Linked DNA regions of Mus musculus: regions 1 and 3 are each linked to region 2. A link is a loop called in an ENCODE intact Hi-C map of the cell type or tissue named here. Cell type or tissue: left cerebral cortex. All regions are shown on one strand. Each heading gives the region's core, and the rest is flanking DNA. Links, peaks and the distances in the headings are about the cores only. Region 1 holds the start of Tmem231 (transmembrane protein 231). Region 2 holds the start of Tmem170 (transmembrane protein 170). Region 3 holds the start of Mon1b (MON1 homolog B, secretory traffciking associated).

Region 1 (6,825 bases), core at 2,333-4,832, 57 kb after region 2:
CTTAGCCAAAAGGCCGAGAAGCGATAGGTTTTGTTTGTTTTCACCTTTGGAAAGAAAACACATGAAGTGTGGATCTTAAGAAGCTCAGTGAGTGAGTACACAGGGAAGGGCAGGTCCACCTCTACCCTGGCCCCTCACCCAATCACTCTTCTCTAGAGGCCTTAGAGCGGAGTTTCTCAACCTATGGATCTCAAGTTCTTTGGGGAGGTGGGGAGCTGAAGGACCCTTTCACAGAGGCTGCATATCAGTTACATTACAATTCATAAAAGTAGCAAAATTACAGTTATGAAGTAGCAATGAAATAATTTTTTAGTTGTGGTCACGACAGCATAAGGAACTGTGTTAAAGGATGGAAGCACTAGGAAGGCTCTATTGCATTAGAGGCTTGAGAATAAAAATGGGGCCAGGTGTGGCCGGCCTTGCTTGTAATCTTCGTAGTTAGTAAGAGAAGGATCACCAGATCCATATGGGCAACCTGGCCCATAGCTGGACTTCATTACAAAGCCCTGTCTTAGGGATAAATAAATTAATAAATGGAGCTGGAGAGCTGGCTTAGCAGTTCAGAGCACTGGCGGTTCCTCTAGAGGATCCTGGTTTAATTCCCAGGGCCCATAGGGCAGTTTACAACTGTCTATAACTCCAGTTCCAGGGGATCCGAGGCACCAGGCATCACATAGTATACATATATGTGCATGTAGGCAAAGTACCCACACACAGAGAATAAAATAAGCAAAGCAGCAAGGTAAGTACATAAATAGTAAAAGCAGGCGTGGTGGCTCACAACTGCAGTCTCAGCGCTGAGCAGGCACAGGCTGGAAGACCGAAACACAAAGTCTTTAAGGTCATCCTAGGCTACAAAACCAAGCCATCCTGGATGACATGACATGCAGTCTCAAGAAACTAAAAGGGTATGTGTTGGTGGCCTGGGGGAAGAGTCTTGACCATCTGAAGAATAAAAGAGTGCAATGATGTTAAAACAAAACAAAACTTCCAAAGCAAAAACTTTTGCATTAGTTACCTAATGAGAGTGTGTTAGAAGCCCTCCCCAGGCTGGGTGGCTGGCGGTAGTAGCAGAGGGGAGGGAGAGGTTGACAAATCTCTGAGTTCGAGGCCAACCTGGTCAACAGAGCAAGTTATTTGACAGCCAGCGCTACACAGAGAAACCCTGTTCTAACAAATAGAAAGAAACGCTTTCCAGATGTTTAAATAAGATTTGCCGAGTCTCCACCTCTTTCATGAGAATCCTCTACTGACATTCCACGGGGGAAGCTGGAGCCTGCGCTCCCCTCCCACTCCCACCAGGCCCCATCGCACCTCCCCCTCTCTCATCCCTTCAGTTTCCCTAGGTGCGCATTTTGCTTAGTCAGCCTTTCATGTCGTAACTAAGACTACTACGCAAGTCCGGTTCGCAACCTTGACTGCGCATCCTTCCTAGCGTCTTCTCGTGGCTTATTTCCTTGCAGTTAACAATTACTTTACTTGCTTGCTTTGTTTTCTCTAAGTGCATGAAATTTCAACAAAACGCTTCCACTGGCATTCAGACGTGCATGACTTAAGTCTGGGCCTCACGTCTGTAGTCCCAGCTTCGTAGCTGGCTGAACTGGGCTTACAGCTTGGGCAGGCAACATAGCAATAACCCATCTCAAAAAGAATAAAAAAGCTGTAGGATTTAGTTAAAGCTTTGTTTATTCACTTACTAATTTTAATAGTAAAACGATTGGAGCAAATTAAAAAAAAAAAAAATCAAGGATGGGTAATGAGATAGCTCAGCAGGTAAAGACTCCTGCAGCCAACCCTGGGAATCCAAGCTGGATTCCCGGGACAGTGACAGGAGGGAACTGACCCCTCCAAGTTGTCTTTTGACTTTACATGCCAGCGCTACGCTTTTGAGACTGAATAGCCCTGAGCTTGCTGTATAGGTCAGGGAAGGGGGGGGGCAATCCTGCCTCAGGTGGAGGTTAGAAACAAAATATTTACTAACAAACACCTAGTTAAAGTCATCACTCTGCCCATGTCATTATATGAACGGCAAGGGATGACCGTAAGGAAGCACTTGATTTATGCGAAAGTAAACACTAAACTGCAGCCAGTAAAATGTTTCCCTTACACAGGAGACAGCTGCAGTGTGGCAAAGAGTTGAGAAGCCTAACCCAGACAGGCGTGGCTTGGCTAGAGCAGGACCTGAGAATTCAACCAATCACCGCTTGCCCCGCCCTACCCCGCATCAAGTCTGCATAAAAACACTGGTACTTTCTGTCTTTACAGCTTGGTGATGTTCAAACTCAGCAGCGTACTGGGGTGTACAGAACTCCGCCTACAAGCCCTCAAAGGGGTTTTTTCTTCAGCCACCTTTCCATTCAGAAAATGACCAGCACCAGAAACAGGCTCTGGACTCTTGTTGTCCGGCAAACACAGTGCCTGCACGGCTGCCTTTCTAGGGAAACCTGGAGAAACTGAATAAAACTATCTAGAAAGTTAAGCATGCGCAGGCCAAAGGGACTTTTGTTTCCAACCCTCGTGGCTCCTTAAGATCCAAGCTGTGGGACTGAGAGTGGCTCAGTGGTTAAGTCCTTGCATGCAAGCACAAAGCCTTGGGTTTGATTCCCAGCACCCCATATACCCCAGCAGGGCGTTGCATAGCGAATCCCCGGCACTGGGAAGGTGAAGGCCGAGTATCAGTTGTTGAAAGACGACTTTGGCTATATAGTTTAAGGCAAGCCTGGGATACACGAGACTCTGCTCTCACACCCGGTCAAATGACCCAAACTGGGATCTCACTCCATCCTATCACCCCCAGGATCCGGGCGGGAACCACGCACCGACACGAGCGGGACGCGCAGGTGAGCCCCCTGCAGCCGGTTGAAGGTGGGGAACGTGCTCCAGGCGAGGAAGGCTTCAGGCTCCGGCCCCAGGAGAGCCACGAGCAGCACTTGGTGCTGGAAGCGCACGTTCGGCTGCTCCTCGTAGCTGCTCCGCTTCAGCCAAAACCCTGCGGGAGACAAGGCGGGTTGGGGGGAGCCAGGTTAGGATTGCCGGCCTGGGCCCGCCGGCCGCGCCGTGTGGCCCTCCAGGCCCGGGCAGGCTCACCGTGGCTCCGGAAGGCCACCAGCAGCGGGGGGATGTAGGTGAGCGCGGTGGTCAACAGCAGGAAGAGCGCGGCCTTGGAGCAGAGCCCCGCGCGGTAAGCGCGCTCGATTGGGTGAGAGAAGAGATGGTACAGCGCCATGAGCGCAGGGCCGCAGCGCCGAGTCTCCACGGCAACCGACGGCGGGCAGAGGAACCAATAGCAGGCATGCAGGCCTCTAGAAGGGGGTGGAGCTAGCAGGAGGAGGGTCCTGTGTTAGTGCTGTGCCTGCGCGTCTCTTCAAGAAGGCAACTGTATGGGCTGGTGAGATGGCTCAGCCGGTAAGAGCGCTGACTGCTCTTCCAAAGGTCCTGAGTCAAATCCCAGCAACCACATGGTGGCTCACAACCATCCATAATGAGATCTGACGCCCTCTTCCGGAATGTCTGAAGACAGCTACAGTGGTGTACTTACATATAATAAATAAATCTTAAAAAAAAAAAAAAGAAAGCAACTGTAATGATATTTTCACTCACCAAAGTCTGTGTCAATTGTACAAAATCAGACGTGCATAGATGTTGACATCACCCCATAGATCATCTATTAACTCATGACATAAGGATGGTTGATGTAGCTTAGTTGGTAGAGGGCTAGCCTACTATACAGGAAGCCCTGAGTTCATCTCCAGCACTTCATTAAACCAGGCACCTTGGCCCACATCTGTAACACTAACAACTCTTCAGGTGAAGACAGAAGGATCAGAAGTCCAAGGTCATCTTTAGCTACATTGTGAGTTTGAGACCAGCCAGAGATACTGGAGACTTTGTTTCAATGCAAAAACTCCATTGAGGTTCATACTGAAGTCGGGACATTCCTATAACAAGGCCACCGTCCTAGAACCAGGTACTTTTGTCTTCAAGGTTAATGCTTTCACTATGCCCCATAGCAGGAAAGATAGAAAACAGGAAACAAACCCCCTGATTATTTAAAGGTTAGAACAAAAACAAAAAATAAAAGGCCGGGCGTAGTGGTGCACGCCTTTAATCCCAGCACTCAGGAGGCAGAGGCAGGCGGATTTCTGAGTTTGAGGCCAGCCTGGTCTACAAAGTGAGTTTCAGAACAGCCGGGGCTACACAGAGAAACCCTGTCTCGGAAAAAAAAAAAAAAAAAAAAAGGTTAAAGGGTATTTTACTAAATGGCTCCTTCTGTTGTACTTTGTTAGCTATAAACACTGATACTGTCTTCCCCAAAGTTAGCATTAGCTGATCACTTAGGTAAATACTAACACCAATATCTTAACATGGAAGACAGATTTTTACCTGTTTGGAAGTAGGGTCTTACTATGTAGCCTGTGCTGGCCCTCAATTCTCCTTTCTCCAGGTCCTCTGCAAGAACAATCGGTGCTCTTAACAATTGGGTCATCTCTCCAGCTCCCACCATCTATCTTAATTCTGGAAAGGCTGTCCTCTGACCTCTACATGCCTGTCATGGTGCTCATCTGCATCTATGCACAAATAATGAATAAGTAAATGTAGTGTAACATGTAAGTAAGCTGGAGAGGCCGGTTTTCCAGAGGATCAAGGTTTGACTTTCAGCACCCACACAGGGGCTCAGAGCCAACTGTAACTCCAGTCCTAGGGGATCCAACAGCTTCTGTGGGCACTGCAGACACATGGTCCATAGACACACACGCAGGCAAAACACCCAAACACATGTAGTTAAAATAAAGGTGTTGGCACACAGCTTTGATCCCAGTGTTTAGGAGACAGAGGCAGTCAGATCTCTGAGTTCTAGGCCAGCCTGGTCTACAGAGTGACTTCCAGGACAGCCAAGGCTACAATGAAAAACCTTGTCTCAAAAAATAAATAATAATAATAATAGGAAATATAAATGTATTTTTAAATTAAAAAATAAAAACTGTGCTTAAATAACCGTTTTGGAATGGCTGAATGTAATGTAGATTCTTTGTGGTGGTTGTTCTCTGAGTAAGAGAATGTTTGCCTCCAAAGAGTCGACAGAAGGAAACATACACTGTCGCTAAGTCACCGGTGAGACAGGGAGGTGACTGTTACGAATTTAGAAGTATAAAATGGTTTAGCCTTAGCTGGGTGTGGTGGTGTATACCTTTATTCCCAGCACTGGGGAGGCAGAAGCAGAGACAGAGGGAGGTGGATTTCTGTGAGTCCCAGACCAACCCAATCTACATTGTGTTCTCCTGTCCCTGAAGTTTGCCTCAAAAGATGATAAAGTCATTTCCTTCCAACTATGTATTTCAGATGGGAGTAGGGGGTTCATACCTGAAATCCTAGTGTTTTGAAGGCTGAGACAGGAGGATCAGGTGTTTAAGGCCAAGCTTGGCTACAAAGCAAGCCTGAGGCCAGCCTGGGCTACATGAAACTAGCACAACCATCCAAGCCAGGCTGGTTCAGTAGGAAAGAACACTGGCAGCATAAACAGGAGCTCAGGAAAAAGCCAGATCAGGATGTGTGTGCCTGTAATTTCAGGATGGCTGGGGCTTTTGGTGACTGCTAGACTAGCTCCAGATTCAATAAGAAACCCTGTCTCAGAGGAATAAATGATGTGTGGTAGGGAGAGACCCCTGATATCCTACTGTGACCATCACATCTATACACGTGGGCACAGGCATCCACATACATGAATGTATAAACCACAAGCATAGGAATTCAAGTCCAGTCTTGGCTATATTGTCCTGGGATACACACACGAGACCTTGGTCATAAACAAAATTAAAGAAAACATCCAAACAGCATCACCACCAACAGTAAAAACAAACAAACAAACAAACAAACAAACAAACAAACAAACAAAACGGAATGGAACCCTTAGTTCTTTTTGTATCCACCACAGGAGCTCCTCCTTGGAGTCTTGGGTCAGGTTAGCACTCCTGCCTCAAGACTGGCCAGCATTTCTTTTGCCTAGTCACTTCCTAGTTCTTTCCTTGAGCCTGTATTTTCTTTCCTTGGCTTTGTGCTGGCCCCTGGCTGTCTTACACTGTCCATGTCTGCCTCTGTCTCCATCATCCTAAGTCCATCCTGCCTGACTTAATGGTCTGCCATGATGGTTGATCTACCTCCTACTGCTCCACTCACCTCCTCCGTTTGCTGCCCCCATGTAGAAGGCATCCAGTGCCTTAGAATATTTGAGAAAGCTAAATGCAATGACCAACACATGGATGCTTTAATGAAGGATGAACCAAAAGAAAAAAAGGTACCATCTGAGCAAATAAGACAGAAAGACATTGCTCCTCATCATAGTTGTCGTGGGACGTGCCTGCCTATTGGGTGATGAACAGTGGGTTTCTCCCTAGGAAGTGTACTTAGCTCTTACATGCTTTTAAGGGATAGACACAGGTCTTGGACTGGGATAGTGTAACCAAACCAGCTCAGTCAGTCAACAGTTTCTCCAGGGCAGGAATGAGGATTAAAAAGAGAAAAAGACAATTAGACAACACTGTAGCATGACCCCAGCCAGTTCAGAGGCTGAGATGCTTTTATTTTTTTCCCAATCTGCTTTTTTACCATTTTAATTACATGCAAGTAAAAAGGTCAGTTCTAGGTTAAGGAACAAACAAGACAATAAACACAAATAGTCAAGGAACGAGCAAGGCAATAAACAATGTCCCAAGATCACTTTTTCTAAGGGCTAATCAGGGTGACCAAGATAGCAGAGCCTACTTCCCCATCCTAACCCAAAATCATATTCATGCCTGAGGCCTACTTCTTTGTTCTAGCCCCAAATCA
Region 2 (6,825 bases), core at 2,819-5,318:
TTTCTCCATGTCTCCATAGAATGAGGGATCCAAATGAGGGCTTTTGTTTTGTCAGTCAAGGCCCTTTTCTCAGGGACCCCAACACAATGGGACTGGAGAGATGGCTCAGCAGTTATGAGCCGTTGCTACTGCTCTTACAGAGGATCGGAATTCACATCCCAAAACCCACATTGGGCAAATAAATACCTGTAACTCCAGCTCCCAGAGACTGAATGGCCTCTTCTGTTCCCTATGGGCACCTATACACATATGCTCATACACATAAATAAAAATAAACCTTAAGGGCTGGAGAGATGTCTCTGCAGTTAAAAGCACTGCTGTCAGCCGGGCATGGTGGTGCACGCCTTTATTCCCAGCACTTGGGAGGCAGAGGCAGGCGGATTTCTGAGTTTGAGGCCAGCCTGGTCTACAAAGTGAGTTCCAGGACAGCCAGGGCTACACAGAGAAACCCTGTCTCAAAAAAGCAAAAAAAAAAAAAAAAAGCACTGATGTCTTCCAGACGTTCTGGGTTCAACTCCCAGCAACCACATGGTGGCTCACAATTATCTGTAATGGGATCCTATGCCTTCTTCTGGTGTGTCTAAAGACAGCTACAGTGTACTCATATACATAAAATAAATAAAAAAATATTTTTTAAAAAACCTTCAACAGATACATCATATTCTGTAAATGTATTACTGACTTGTCTAAGTTGGATCCATTCTTGACTCCAGCAACAGCATAATCAAAATATTCTTGGGTGTGATTAATTTGACATTAATTTAGTGAAACCCTATGTTCAGAGAACAAATGTCATTCCTGATTATTACAAATGACAACTAAAAGCCAGTCTCGGTGGTGCAGGCCTGGAATCTCAGCACCAACGCCTGGAAGGCTCAGGTTCTCTGGCCACCTCGGCTACACAATGAGGCCTTGTCTCAAACAAACAAACACAAAGAAACAGCAAAAGAGATCAGAGCAAGTCAGAAGGAGACTCTGGCAGAACTCTAGATGTCCAAATTACAAAAGTGGATTTAAAAAAAAAAATCAATTCAAAGCTTTTTAGTGTAGAGAAACCACAGAATATTTTAGGGCAATGATCTGCCATGAGTTAGCATAAAGTACAAGTTAACTTTTCCTGTGTGACCAAAGTAGAAAGGGAATCAGGCTCAGGACTCTGAATAGATTCCTAGTAAGAGGGCCTTAGTGTCTCTAACTAGGGGGAAACCTTTAAGTACGCATTATAACCAGAATTCCAAATGAAGATGAGACACTGCGGGGATGGGGCGTGCTCATGATGCACTCTGGTCAACTTGAGGTCAAGGGCTATCTGTTCTGCATTAGCCTAGTGTTTAGCTTGTTGTGATCCTACCCAGGTTTATACCTCCAGTCAGGAGCCCACATCGGCTAGAAGGGTGACCCGATGAAGGAATGAGTCCTGGTAAATGGTACCCTTGTCACAGCCATAGCAGGAATAAAACCCAAATACATCATGCGGATTAGCATTTTCAGGAGAGTCTGGAGAGATGGCTCAGCAGTTGGGAGCGGCTGCTGCTCTTCCAGAGGATCTGAGTTCAGTTCCCAGTGAGCCCTGAGCGCTGACGCATTATGGCTCATGTCTGACTCTTGATTAGCATCTGGACTTCAGTAAGGCTTCTGACCGGCTCCCTTTTCTCAGCTCACAGGCCATCTGCCTTTTTTCCTTCTTGGTAAAACAACTCTTTCTCTCACCAAATAAAAACAGAAACAAAATGAAAAAAAAAAAAAAGAATCACAAAGAAGAAACAGTTCAGAGATAGAGTGGTTGCTGCTCTTTCAGAGGACCTGAGTTCTATTTCCAGCAACCAGGTCAGATAGCCCAGCCACCTGTAACTCCCGGCCTCTGGCCTGGGTGGGCACCTGTACTCACATCCACACACCCAAACACATGCATATATTTAAAATTTTTTTTCTTTTTTCTTTTTTTGAGACAAGGTTTCTCTGTGTAGCTCTGGCTGTCCTGGCACTCACTTTGGAGACCAGGCTGGCCTCGAACTCAGAGATCTGCCTGCCTCTGCCTCCTGAGTGCTGGGATTAAAGGCGAGCGCCACGATGCCCGGCAATTTTTTGTTTTTAAGAAAAAAGCTATTTGGTTGACTAGAGAAAAATTTAAATAAGGCCTATTTAAATAACATCCCTTTATCCGTGTTATGGATTTTAGAAGTGATCTGACTTGGGGGCACCGTGACAGTGACAGGACACACATCCCTGGTTCAGAAGTTTTGAGCTCAAGAATCCTAATGTCTCGTCTTCCGCAGTGCAGGAAGTTAAATTGTGATGTGTACACACATGCACATTGATGTGACCAAGGCTGTAAAACCAGAATAGTCCTGCTTTGCATGAGACATCCATCAACACCAGCCAAATATACAACTGTGGCCCCATAATCTAGCCTACCATCTAGGCCTACCTAACCCCACCTATGATGGTCTCACAAGTGCCTAATGAGCCTCAGCTTTTAAGTAGACATGTGACTTTTACCACCCGAACTAAGCATATGGGTACTTGTTATTCTCTGTTTCGCCTTCTCAGGTTTGGAAATCTCCTTAATAGTTGGGAGAGAAGTAAGAAAATGAGTTAGAACAGACTCACTGAATCCTAGGAAAGAAAGAACCCTTCATCTTTTGGAGAAGGTCGCCAGAATGCTGTGTGTCTGTGTGTTTACTTATTTGTAATCACTTTCAGATTTGTTTGTTTATTTATATATGTATTTATTTGTAATCACTGTCAGGTGGGACACTAGTACTTCTGGAAACAATCTGAACTCCCAGACTCTTTTCTTGTGGGCAGGATCACAAGCTAACATCTTCAGCTGCCACAAAACAAAAAGGCAGCCACCTTGTCAGCTACTACACAGGCAGGTCCCAGGTGTCCACCGAGAGGCGCCTGGCAGTCGCTGCCCAGTAGATGAGACTCACAGGTGTCTGGTCGAAGGTTGCAGTCAGCAATCCCACCCGTCATCCTCTTTTACAACGTCACTGGGTTAGTTTCTCTTTGCGGCAGTGTCCTAATACCCCTACCCCCCCACACCCCACCCCACCCCCGCCTCTGTCGTCTTGCCTTCAAAAACCCAAAGCAATCATGCCCTCCCCTGAGGGCCTTTATTAATAACCTCAGGGGATCATTCTCTTCTCCACAACTTTCTGAATTGTAGCAGTTCTACAATGTAAATGTAACTTTAAAAGCCCTCCTGGCAGAAGGCGGCGAAGCCCGGGTAAGAGCTAAGAGCAATTTAGAAGTTCTGTCTTAAGTTCTTCTAGGTGCGGGTGGGGGAATCCGCAACAGGTCTGAGCAGGCTGGTGGGAAAGTGGGTGTAGGACAGAGTCAGAGGACAGCGTCAGCACACAGGCTCTCAGAGGAAGGATACTAGCAGTCACTAGGACTGGACAGCCGTCGCCCCAAGTGCGATTCCAGGGCTGCCTCGGCCTCGCCCTGGGAGGCAGGCGACAGGTGCGCAGTGCGCAGGCGCGGGGCGGGGCGTACCTGGGAAGGAGCAGAGCGAAGTGGAGTTGGGGCACAGGGTCCCGTTGCCCACCCGCGGCACGAGCTTCAGGCTGAGGATCTGCTGCAGGAGCCCGGCTGAGCCGCCGCCACCGCCGCTCCCCTCGCGCTCCATCCCGCCGCCATCCACCGCCCGCCGCGCCGCGGAGTACCGCACCTCCGCAGCCACGGCGTCACCTTTGGCCGGCCCTCTTCTCCCGCCCACTCCAACGGCGCTGCTAGAGTAATCGTTTCTCCTTCCAATCACAGGGCGCCGCAGATGGAGGGGGCGGGGTAACGGTTGTTCCCGCCCCCTGGCGCTGCGTTCGATTAGAGAAACCCACGGCATGCTGCGCCCCTAGTGGCAAGTTTCTTCTGCTCCATCTGGGTGTGTTGGGCTCTGCCCTCTTTAGTGCCACCTTTAAGTAGGACAAGTCCGGTGAGATTGCTCAGCGGGTAGAGGCGAGGTGTTTGCCTCCAAGCATGAAGGATTTGCCTTCCATCCCTAGGACTCATATGGTGAAAGGTGAGAACCAACTCCCATGGTTGTCTTTTTACCTTCACATACACATAGACTCACATACATTTTAAAATAGTATACAAGGATACATCACCAAAAATAAAAATTAAGTGACCACTAGCCTACTCAAATTTCTCTGTAGGACTGAATATGTATTGACAGAGAACCAGCCTAGCTGCACATCCCTAGATTCCAACCCCAGTTGCTTAGCCTGTCAAAGTCTATAGGTTCGCTGGGCGGTGGTGATACGTGCCTTTAAACTCAGCACTCAAGAGGTAGAGGCAGGCAGCTTTCTGAGTTCGAGGCCAGCCTGCTCTACTGAATAAGCTCCAGGACAGCCAGAGCTACATAGAGAAACTCTGTCAAAACCAAAACCAAAGCAAATACAAGACAAAACAAAAGACTGTAGGTTCAACTTCCGAACAACCAACAAGCAAAAATAAGACTTTTTAAATGGACCAAAACAGAGGCAGGCGGATTTCTGAGTTCGAAGCCAGCCTGGTCTACAAAGTGAGTTCCAGGACAGCCAGGGCTATACAGAGAAACCCTGTCTCGAAAAACCAAAAAGAAAAAAAGGACCAGAAATTCTCTAAGTCACAGAAGTTGAAACTTTTAGGAGCTGTGACCTGAGTTCCATCTCAGGAGCCCACGTGGTAAAAGAGAACCCATAACTGCAAGTTGTCCTTTGACCTGCACAGGTTCCCACACACATATGGCCATGGCTCTCCCTGGTTGTAAACTTGACGACGCCTGGAATGAACTAAAACCGCAATGGCTGGCGAAACCTGTGAGGGATTTAAAGTAGCAATACCTATAATCTGGATCTTTGAGGTGGAAAATCCACCTTTGATCTGAACCACGCCATCTACCGGTTTGAATATGCTTAGCCCATGCGAAGTGTGGCACGTATTAGGAGGTGTGGCCTTGCTAGAGGAAGTGTGCCACTGGGTAGGCAGGCATTGAGGTCTCCTAGTGTTTAAGCTCCACCCCAGTGCGGAGGAGACAGTTTCTCCTGCTGAGATTCTCTCAGCTCCCTCTCCAGCATGCCTGCTGCCCTGCTTCCTGTCATGATGATAATGGACTGAACCTCTGAAACTGTAAGCCAGCCCCAATGAAATGTTTGCCTTTATAAGAGTTGCTTCGGTCATGGTGTCTCCTCACAGTAGTAAAACCCAAACTAAGACACTGGCATTAGAACCTATTTAGAGATTCCAGTGTATACTGAAAGACCAGCGGGGTCATCCAGCCCCATGGACTGAACAACTCCTGGACTCTGGGCCTTCCATTAGTAGACAGCCATTGCTGGATTAGCTGGACCACTTCCTGTAAGCCACTCTATAAATCATATATATACATATATATATATATATGATACATTCAATAAATAATTTAACATATTCATTAATAAATATAAATATTTAAGTTCTCTCCCTCTGCAGAATCCAGACTAATACACATATATAATAAATCAATAACTTTAAAACCTTTTACAGCAACTGTTTTTCAGTATATTTAGACATCTTGTCAGCATTTTAGATTTTGTAGGATTTTTGCTTTTACAGGATAGCATGAACAATGCCAACAGCCCTTTCCCATAAGTGTGCTATATCCATTAATGCCCAGATGTTCACCTCCCTCCCAAAGGAAAGAAGTTAAAGTTGGGTTGGTTATAGCTCTGAGAGACGCCTTGCCTCATATGCCTGCAGCTCTGGGTTTGATCCCCAGCACTTCACAAAGGTCCCTAAGAAGCCTTCCAGGGAGAATCTGTAGATTGCCTATATAGACATGAAAATTTGGTGGTTTGACAGCCAAATGGAAGGACCTAGAAAGCAAAGCATCGATATTTTGTAGGGAAAATGTACTTTGAGACTTTTGAGTATTTGCCTTTTCTGGTCATCCAATCTTCTCATTTCTCCTTTGGAATAAACTCCCACAATTTCTATTACCTTTTTGGTTTGGTTTGTGATGAAGTCTTGCTGCGTTCTCTTGGCTGGCTTGCAACTTTCTGTGCAAATTATGTCTGGCTTCTTTTTTTTTTTTTAAAGATTTATTTATTTATTTATTTATTACATGTAAGTACACTGTAGCTGTCTTCAGACCCTCCAGAAGAGGGAGTCAGATCTCATTACAGATGGTTGTGAGCCACCATGTGGTTGTTGGGATTTGAACTTCGGACCTTCGGAAGAGCAGTCGGGTGCTCTTACCCACTGAGCCATCTCACCAGCCCTATATCTGGCTTCTATTACTTTTTTTTTTTTTTTAATGAAAGAATGAAAGGAAAGGAGTGGCTTCTTGCATGACACATAGGTAAAACTGGAATGATGTGGAGATTCGTACGGCCCCTGCTCAAGAGTGACACACAAATTCATGGAGCCCTTCCATATCTTTATAAGCACAAAAGAAGAGTCTAAGGAACAGAAACTGCTCTGAGAGCATAAGAGTGTAAGGTATGACAGCTCACACCTGTAATCTCAAATCTGGGAAGAGAAAGGAAGATTACTGGTAAGTGCAAAGCCAGCCTGAGCTGTCTCAAGTTGAGGAGGGGGCTGGAGAAGTGGCTTAGTGATTAAGTGTGCTTCCAGCTCCTCCAGAGGACCTGCCAGGAAGCTCACAACAACCCAGAGGACCCGTCACCCTCTCCTGGCCTCTGAGAGCACCTATACATATATGCCTCTCACCTCCCCTACCCCTCACACATATATTTTTTTTTCAAATGCAGCATTAACTATGTTTTTTTGGTTTTTGTTTTTATGGTTTTTCGAGACAGGGTTTCTCTGTAGCCCTGGCTTGTCGCGTCCGCTCTCGAC
Region 3 (6,825 bases), core at 2,262-4,761, 1.8 Mb after region 2:
ATTTGAGTTATATAACTGTCTTAATCAGAGCTGCTTGGCCATGGTGTCTGTTCACAGCAGTAAAACCCTACCTAAGACAATAACCTTTCCTCTACTGCCCACCACTGTATCTAATTTTATTACTATGCATGTCCAACTATGCATATGCATACAACACTTTATCTTATTGTGCATGCATCCAAAAAACAGCTTAGGATAGATCAGCCCCTTGTTCTAGTACCCAGCTGTAACTACCCACCCTGGATTACTGACAAGAGGAAAGAAAGTTATCTTACTATTTGGAGTAGGGTGAATGTGTAGCCTGATGTCTTTTGGTTTAGACAGCTAAGTACATTGTTAGGAGAGAGGTTTGTCTACAGCCCAAATCAAGTGGAGTCCCAGGCTACTAAGCTATTCCCTATGCTTTCCTACACTGAAAGCGTGAGCCAAAATAAACCTTTCCTTTCTTATTTCTGGCAGGTAGTTTGGTCACTTCGATGTGAACACTGACTAATACAGCAGATGAGAGGGCTTTTAGAGCCCCATACTTACATCACCTCGTCTCTAGTAAAGAATTAGGGTTATTTCTTAGGTCTTGTCTCTAGCTGCATATGTATCAAAAGATGGCCTAGTCGACCATCACTGCAAAGAGAGGCCCACTGGACTTGCAAACTTTATATGCCCCAGTACAGGGGAACGCCAGGGCCAAAAAGGGGGAGTGGGTGGGTAGGGGATTGGGGGGGTGGGTATGGGGGACCTTTGGGATAGCATTGAAAATGTAAACGAGGAAAATACCTAATTAAAAAATAAATAAATAAATAAATAGAAATAAAAACAACAACAACAACAACAACAAAAAACAAAACAGAGACTATCTTAGAATAACTCCAAAAAAAAAAAAAAAAGTTCCAAGAATTCGTCATTGTTCCTCTGTCCCTAAACTAACTATTATGGTCTGTATTAGGGTACTCTAATCGGACTGGCATGCCTCAGGTCCTCCATAACTGAATCTAAAGAAGGCTGGGAGCTGATGATTTGTGGGCCAAAAGGATCATGTAGGAGATGGACAAGCCATTCTTTGGAGGTGCAGTGCGCTCAGAAGACACTGAGTGAAATCCCCGCCCCCAGAGTCCTTTGAGACTAGTCTTTTGAAGAGAGGCTGTATCATATGAAAGTCATTCACTGGAATCTGGTAGAGATGCCCAGAAGGGCTTCCTGTTATCCTTTTTTTTTTTTCTTTTCAGAGAAAGACTGAAGAGTGTAGCTTAGTGGTAGGGTATCTGATCTGCATGGACAAAGGCCTGGGCTCAATCCCCCAATACCACGTAAACAAACCTACCTCCATCACCAAAATACCTCACCACATTTCTACAGAACTTAAAGTCTAGCCCAGCACGTCAAATTTTCATTTGTGGCTGAACACTGGACGGGATTTTGAGAACTTCAGCTGACCTGCGTATACAACAAATATATGCAGAGAGAACCATGGGCAGGGACTCAATGTAGAGTTCTTGGGTGAGAACTCCAGTTCTCCCATCTCCAGTTCTATCTCTCATGGAAGCCAGCCATTCTCCAACCTGCATTGTTAGGAGAGATGCTGGGGCACTTCAGTAGACTTTCAGGTTTCTGCCTGGAGCTGCTTTCTCTTACTTTCAGTCAAGAGCCCTAACCATCATATCAAGTTTTAGGGAAGGAACTGGCAAGGCACACTTTCCTAGGCCCAGAAGTCTTAACACACTGTAATGAGAACAAAGCTGGTCCCAAGGATGCTTGTCGATAGTGTGAAGCTCTTAAAAAGTGAGCCATGACACCAGAGACACACAGCAGTTGAGAAGAACTGGAGCCCTGCTTTGGAACAGTAATGAGTTGGTCCTGAGCATCAGCTAGCTGGCTTGGGTGATGTAACTACTCCACCCACTGCACTAGAGTGAGACATGGAACCTGGAGCCAGCAGGAGTGCCTGGGCTCAAATATTCTGTTCACACTATTGCCACATGATTTCCTAACAAATTAACCTTAGGGTCACCTTGACTCAGGGCAGACCAATCATATTCACTCTTCCAAGGAGCATAGTTAACGAGATTTTAGCACATGCTTCATGCGGTCAAGAGAGCAATTACTATTCATCTGAATTCGTAACATCTCAATGTTACTAACACCAGGCTAATTCCATGTATTGTAAACAAATGAAAATAGAAATGTATAATTTTTCTAACTACGTGATCTTGGGCAAGTATTTGATCTCTGAGTACCAGAGTGCTTCCCAAGTAAAATCATATAAAATGCTATGCTGTGGGACTGTTGCAAAACAAACACATTGAAGATTTGTCTCTTTTAAAACTTATGCTGAATTTTAAGTGCCATTGTAACAGGATTTAGAGGGTAGGAATCAAGGACCCACCATCTAAAATGGACTAATGCCATTATACATGGAGTAGGCTCATTATTGTGGGGAAGGAGTCATTATATATTTAATTTTAAAATGATATAAAATTGTACTTATTTGTGGTGAACTATATGATGTCTTGATATACATATGCATTGGGTGATAGCCAAATAATGGTAAGTGCACTGGTTAGTTTACTTGACACAAATTGGAATCACCCAGCAAGAAGAAACTCTAATGAAGAATTGCCTCCATTAGATGACTGGCCTGTGGGCAAGTCTGTGAGGCATTTTCTTAACTAATGATTTATGTGTGTGGGGGGTCCAGCCCACTGTGGGTGGTGCCACCCTGGACAGAGAGTCCTGGGTTGTAAAAGAAAGCAGGCTGAGGCAGCCATGGAAAGTAAGCTAATAAACAAGGTTCTTCCGTGGTTTTGACTTCAAGCTTCTGTCTTGGCTTCTCTGGATGATGTGATCCAACCTGTAATGCAAACAAACCCTTCCTCCCCAATATGGCTTTCGCTCAGAAAGTTCTATCACAGCAAGAGAGATGGATGCTAGGACAATAAATAAATCTACCTTTCCTTCCTTCCTTCCTTCCTTCCTTCCTTCCTTCCTTCCTTCCTTCCTTTCTTCCTCCTTCCTTCCTTCCTTCCTTCCTTCCTTCCTTCCTTCCTTCTTTCTTTCTTCCTTTCTTTCTTTCGCTTGTTATTATTTTTATTTACCTGTGTAATCCCACATAAGTGTGGGTGGAAGTGAGGCCAGAAGGAGGTGCCAGGAGCCCCAGACCTGGAATTGCCTGTCATTTGTAGCACATTCTGCTGTTAGCGATTTAACATGGGTCCTCTACAGGTGCTCTTCACCACCAAGCTGTATCATCAGTCACCCTGTCTTCCTCCTTAATGTTTATTGGTTCTGCCTACTACAGTGTTCTGAACAAATACCAGCTCCCATTACTTCTGAACCGTAAATAGCGCCTTATTTCCGCAGATTTCAGATAGGTGAACTCTCCCTTGTGCAAAATTATCCCCTGTATATCTATCTCTCTAGCCATCTGAGACTCACCACTTTGGGTTGTCAATCTTTGCTATAGGAAGAACATTCTCCTAACGAGTCTGAGAAAGCATAGTCAAGCCTTTTGAAAATGAGTTTTCAGAGTAGATTATGTTCTCTTAGTGAGTCTTAATCGTGAGAGAAACAAGAGTCTTAGATGGTTTCAGATTTGGATTCTTGTCATGGAAGTGAGAACCTAAGCTCTTGAAGACAATTCACTGGTGTTTTCCTGGTATTTACTGGACAGTGAGTTGAGTTTGGAAGGTCTCTATCATGTGGATTTTGTGCCATCTACTGGTCATTCTTGCAAAAAACAACGATGCTGACGGTGATCTACTGTTCCCTCTCCTTGGATCCCACTGGTTTCTAGGCATCTTACCCACTTACACATTCTAAGGTGGTGATTCTCAACCTTCCTGATGCTGTGCCCATTTAATACAGTCCCTCATCTTGTGGTGACCCCCCCCAACATAAAATTATCTCATTGCTTCTTCAAAACTGTAATTTTGCTACTGTAATGAATTACAATATAAATATCTGATGTGCAGGATGGGCTTAGGTGACCCCTGTAAAAAGGGGCTGTGACCCACAGGTTGAGAACCATTGTTCTAAGGAATGTCTTTAAGACCTCTAATATTGGAACAAGAGCAAAAGGTTTCCAGTGAGGTCCAAGCCTGGGACAGGGAGTGAGGGACTGAGTGTCCGTAGGTCCATCCATCACTTTATCTTTCCTTCACACTAGCGAGTGCAAGGCTATCTAGCTATCTATCCTTCCTTTGTTTAAAAAAATCAATTTATAATATTGTAATATGTCTAGAGACCTCTAATCATGTTATCCTTCAATCCTATTGATCACTGGTTTTATCATTTAAGCACACATTTTAGTAACTATGCTGACCTTTTCAAAGAAAGAACGATTTCTACATTGTCTCTTTTGACTGTATGTCTTCCCTCTCACTGAATTGCATCTTTATTGTCGTCTTATTTCTACTGCAGGTCTAGCTTCCTCTCATTCCCTATCATCTTAAGGCTCCCGTGTAGATCATTGGTTATGAGTGTCTCTTCTCATACCCGTGTGAATATATAAAGTTGCACATTTCCCTGTGAGCACTCGTGATTTACAGTCTCCGCAGTTGCTCATTCTTCCTGTTTTCATGAAGCTGAAGATACTCCTGAATATCCCATGGATTTAATATTTGAGTCATAATGTGTTCATATGATGAGTACTGACCTAATTCCTACTCTTGGAAGAATTCTCCAATCTCTGCTAACAATAGCCACAATTTCTGTTGTAATCAAACAATTTTCTCTGAAAGATTTAGCTTCTAAAGGGGCATTAACTTTTTTTTTTTAATTTTTTGGTCCAGCATGCGCATTTGGAAAAAAATCCACTCTGTTGTAATTGAGCAGAATTTTTTTAATAAATATCAATTCATTTGCCAGCTGTTGATCATATCTTCTGTAACCTTATTTATTTATTTAGATATTAGATATTTAGATTTAAATATTTATCTATTTTTTTTTTTGCCATCAGTTTCGGCCATTTTTAGTGAGCACAGAATGTTGAAATCATCACCTAACCTCATGAGCTATTTTCCCTTTGAGTTTTTGTCAATTTGACAGTTAGGTACTTTGAAGTTTTGTCTTTGAGTATCTAAATATTCAGGGATGTTATGTCTCCTGGCTGATGACACCTCCTTGATCTTGGAGCCCGGAGGGATGGGTCTCACGAGGTAGAATGCTTGCCCAGAATACATGAAGCCTTGGGTTCGCACCACAGCATGACACAAACCTGGTGTTAAGGGCACATCAGTTATTTCAAGTACTGGGGAAACAGAGGCGGGAAGCAGAGTAATCCTTGCCACTTGGTGAGTGAGAAGCCAGCCCGGGGTACCCGAAACCCTGTATCCAAAACAGAAATCCTCGACCTTTATGTCATTATGTCGTCGTCGTCGTTGTTGTTATTTTAACTCTATTTTCTCTGATAATAATATAGTAACACTCAGAGACACAAACTGCGAGGCTTCAAGCAGTCTCAAAGACCAATGTACAGAAAGACCTAAAAAACGGACCTGGACGTCCAGAACAGGGATATTCACACCCTCATTCTAAACCTAAAGGCAATGGCAGGTGCTGGAGCAGCACTGTAATCTACTCTGACTTGGGTTTAGGGCCAGATAGAGGGTGAGGGAGGAGGATCGCGAGTTTAAGGCCAGCCTGGGTTATTAGGAGCCTGTGACTCAAAACCAAAATGAACAACACTTAGTTTGGAGCGACTTCTGGCCGCCTAGATACACCTATCCCCGCTCCACAGCCTTAAGGAAGAGAGCATCTAGGTGCTTCTGTTCACAAGATTCCTCACTGCTGTTGCTGCCCCTGGCCCATCATACATAGTAGCCAATGGTGATACCCGGAGGTAGGTGCGGCAGAATTCTCAGCCAACCAGAACGCAGCGGTCCCTGACAACCACACCCCCCACTCCGCTATTGGATTAGGCTGCCGATCTGGTTGGCTCGGCCCACAGAACCTCTCCTTGCTAGTGGGGTGCGCTCGTGTTGCCCGCACACACTAGCCCTAAGCAGCTTGCTTTTGTTTCCGTAAGCTCCCCTCGCAGGCTGGCGGAGTCCAGAATCCCAAGAGTCAGTCCCACCAGCAGAGCCCGCCTCTTGCTTCAGCATCCGAGTCCCATAGGCTGACTGGGCTGCGGGCGACGTTCCGATTGGAAAGAGAGCTGTCCGTCAAGCATACGCTCCGCCCTGCCCCTATAATTGAATAAAAGAGCGTGAAGTTGTCTCAATACTGGGGACGCGAGTTCATTGGTTCGGCATTCTCTCATTCCAGCAAAGACCGGAACAGGAGTGAGGTTTCGGTTAGAAACAGGGAGATGTCAGTCAAGGGATGAGCAGTGGCTTTCGCCAATTAGCGCACACTATCTGCGGAGGCTCCACCAGAATGGGGCGGGACATAAGGGAGAGCCTACTCTTGATTGGGTGAGAGGGACTAGGTCCCGCCCCCTCGACCTAGTAGATTTCCAGGCCGCGCCCCCTTCAGCCGGTAGCCCTTGGTACGCGAAGTGGGCCGGTCTGGCCCCACTTCACAGCCGATCCTGGCTGCGTCCGGTGGAAGGACGCGCAGATTCCACAGAGTTCCGGGAGAGTCCCGCGCTATCCTTACGGTGAGGGAACGCAGCGTGTGGCTGCCATTGGCACTCCGGGGAGTCAATACGGCCGTGAAACCGGAAGTGTCCCGGGGAGGCGTCGCTTCCGGAAGTGTGGCAAGTCCCCACCACACCAGGAAGTGTGGTGCGGCAGCGGCTCCTCAAAGTGTTGCTGTCCACCCAGTTGAGATAAGAGGTTGAAACAGGTGTTGATGTACCGTGTTGGCAGAAGCCCAGCGGAGCGTCACCCA

The links. Peaks named below come from ENCODE experiments on the same cell type or tissue, not always from the same donor. Only the 100,000 strongest peaks of a DNase experiment are listed, where the experiment ranks them.
Region 1: a loop joins it to region 2, with 2.5 times the contacts of the local background. A loop is called at or near these places in 12 of 42 quality-filtered maps.
Region 3: a loop joins it to region 2, with 3 times the contacts of the local background. A loop is called at or near these places in 6 of 42 quality-filtered maps.

What each region holds. Positions count from the first base shown.
Region 1 is chr8:111,930,541-111,937,365 of GRCm38, forward strand. Tmem231 (transmembrane protein 231) reads right to left here and starts at 3,273. Exons shown (of 7, transcript NM_001033321.2): 1 at 3,088-3,273; 2 at 2,820-2,989. The coding sequence starts at 3,226. In left cerebral cortex, for the core only: a CTCF peak has its summit at 3,488 (motif pointing left); a DNase peak (open chromatin) is centred at 3,292; H3K4me3 peaks cover 1,282 bases; H3K27ac peaks cover 507 bases.
Region 2 is chr8:111,873,002-111,879,826 of GRCm38, forward strand. Tmem170 (transmembrane protein 170) reads right to left here and starts at 3,674. Exons shown (of 3, transcript NM_025781.2): 1 at 3,502-3,674. The coding sequence starts at 3,634. In left cerebral cortex, for the core only: CTCF peaks have their summits at 3,863 and 4,902; DNase peaks (open chromatin) are centred at 2,912, 3,522, 3,789 and 4,258; H3K4me3 peaks cover 1,287 bases; H3K27ac peaks cover 552 bases.
Region 3 is chr8:113,629,117-113,635,941 of GRCm38, forward strand. Mon1b (MON1 homolog B, secretory traffciking associated) reads left to right here and starts at 6,683. Exons shown (of 5, transcript NM_173015.3): 1 at 6,683-6,825. In left cerebral cortex, for the core only: a CTCF peak has its summit at 3,713 (motif pointing left); a DNase peak (open chromatin) is centred at 3,720.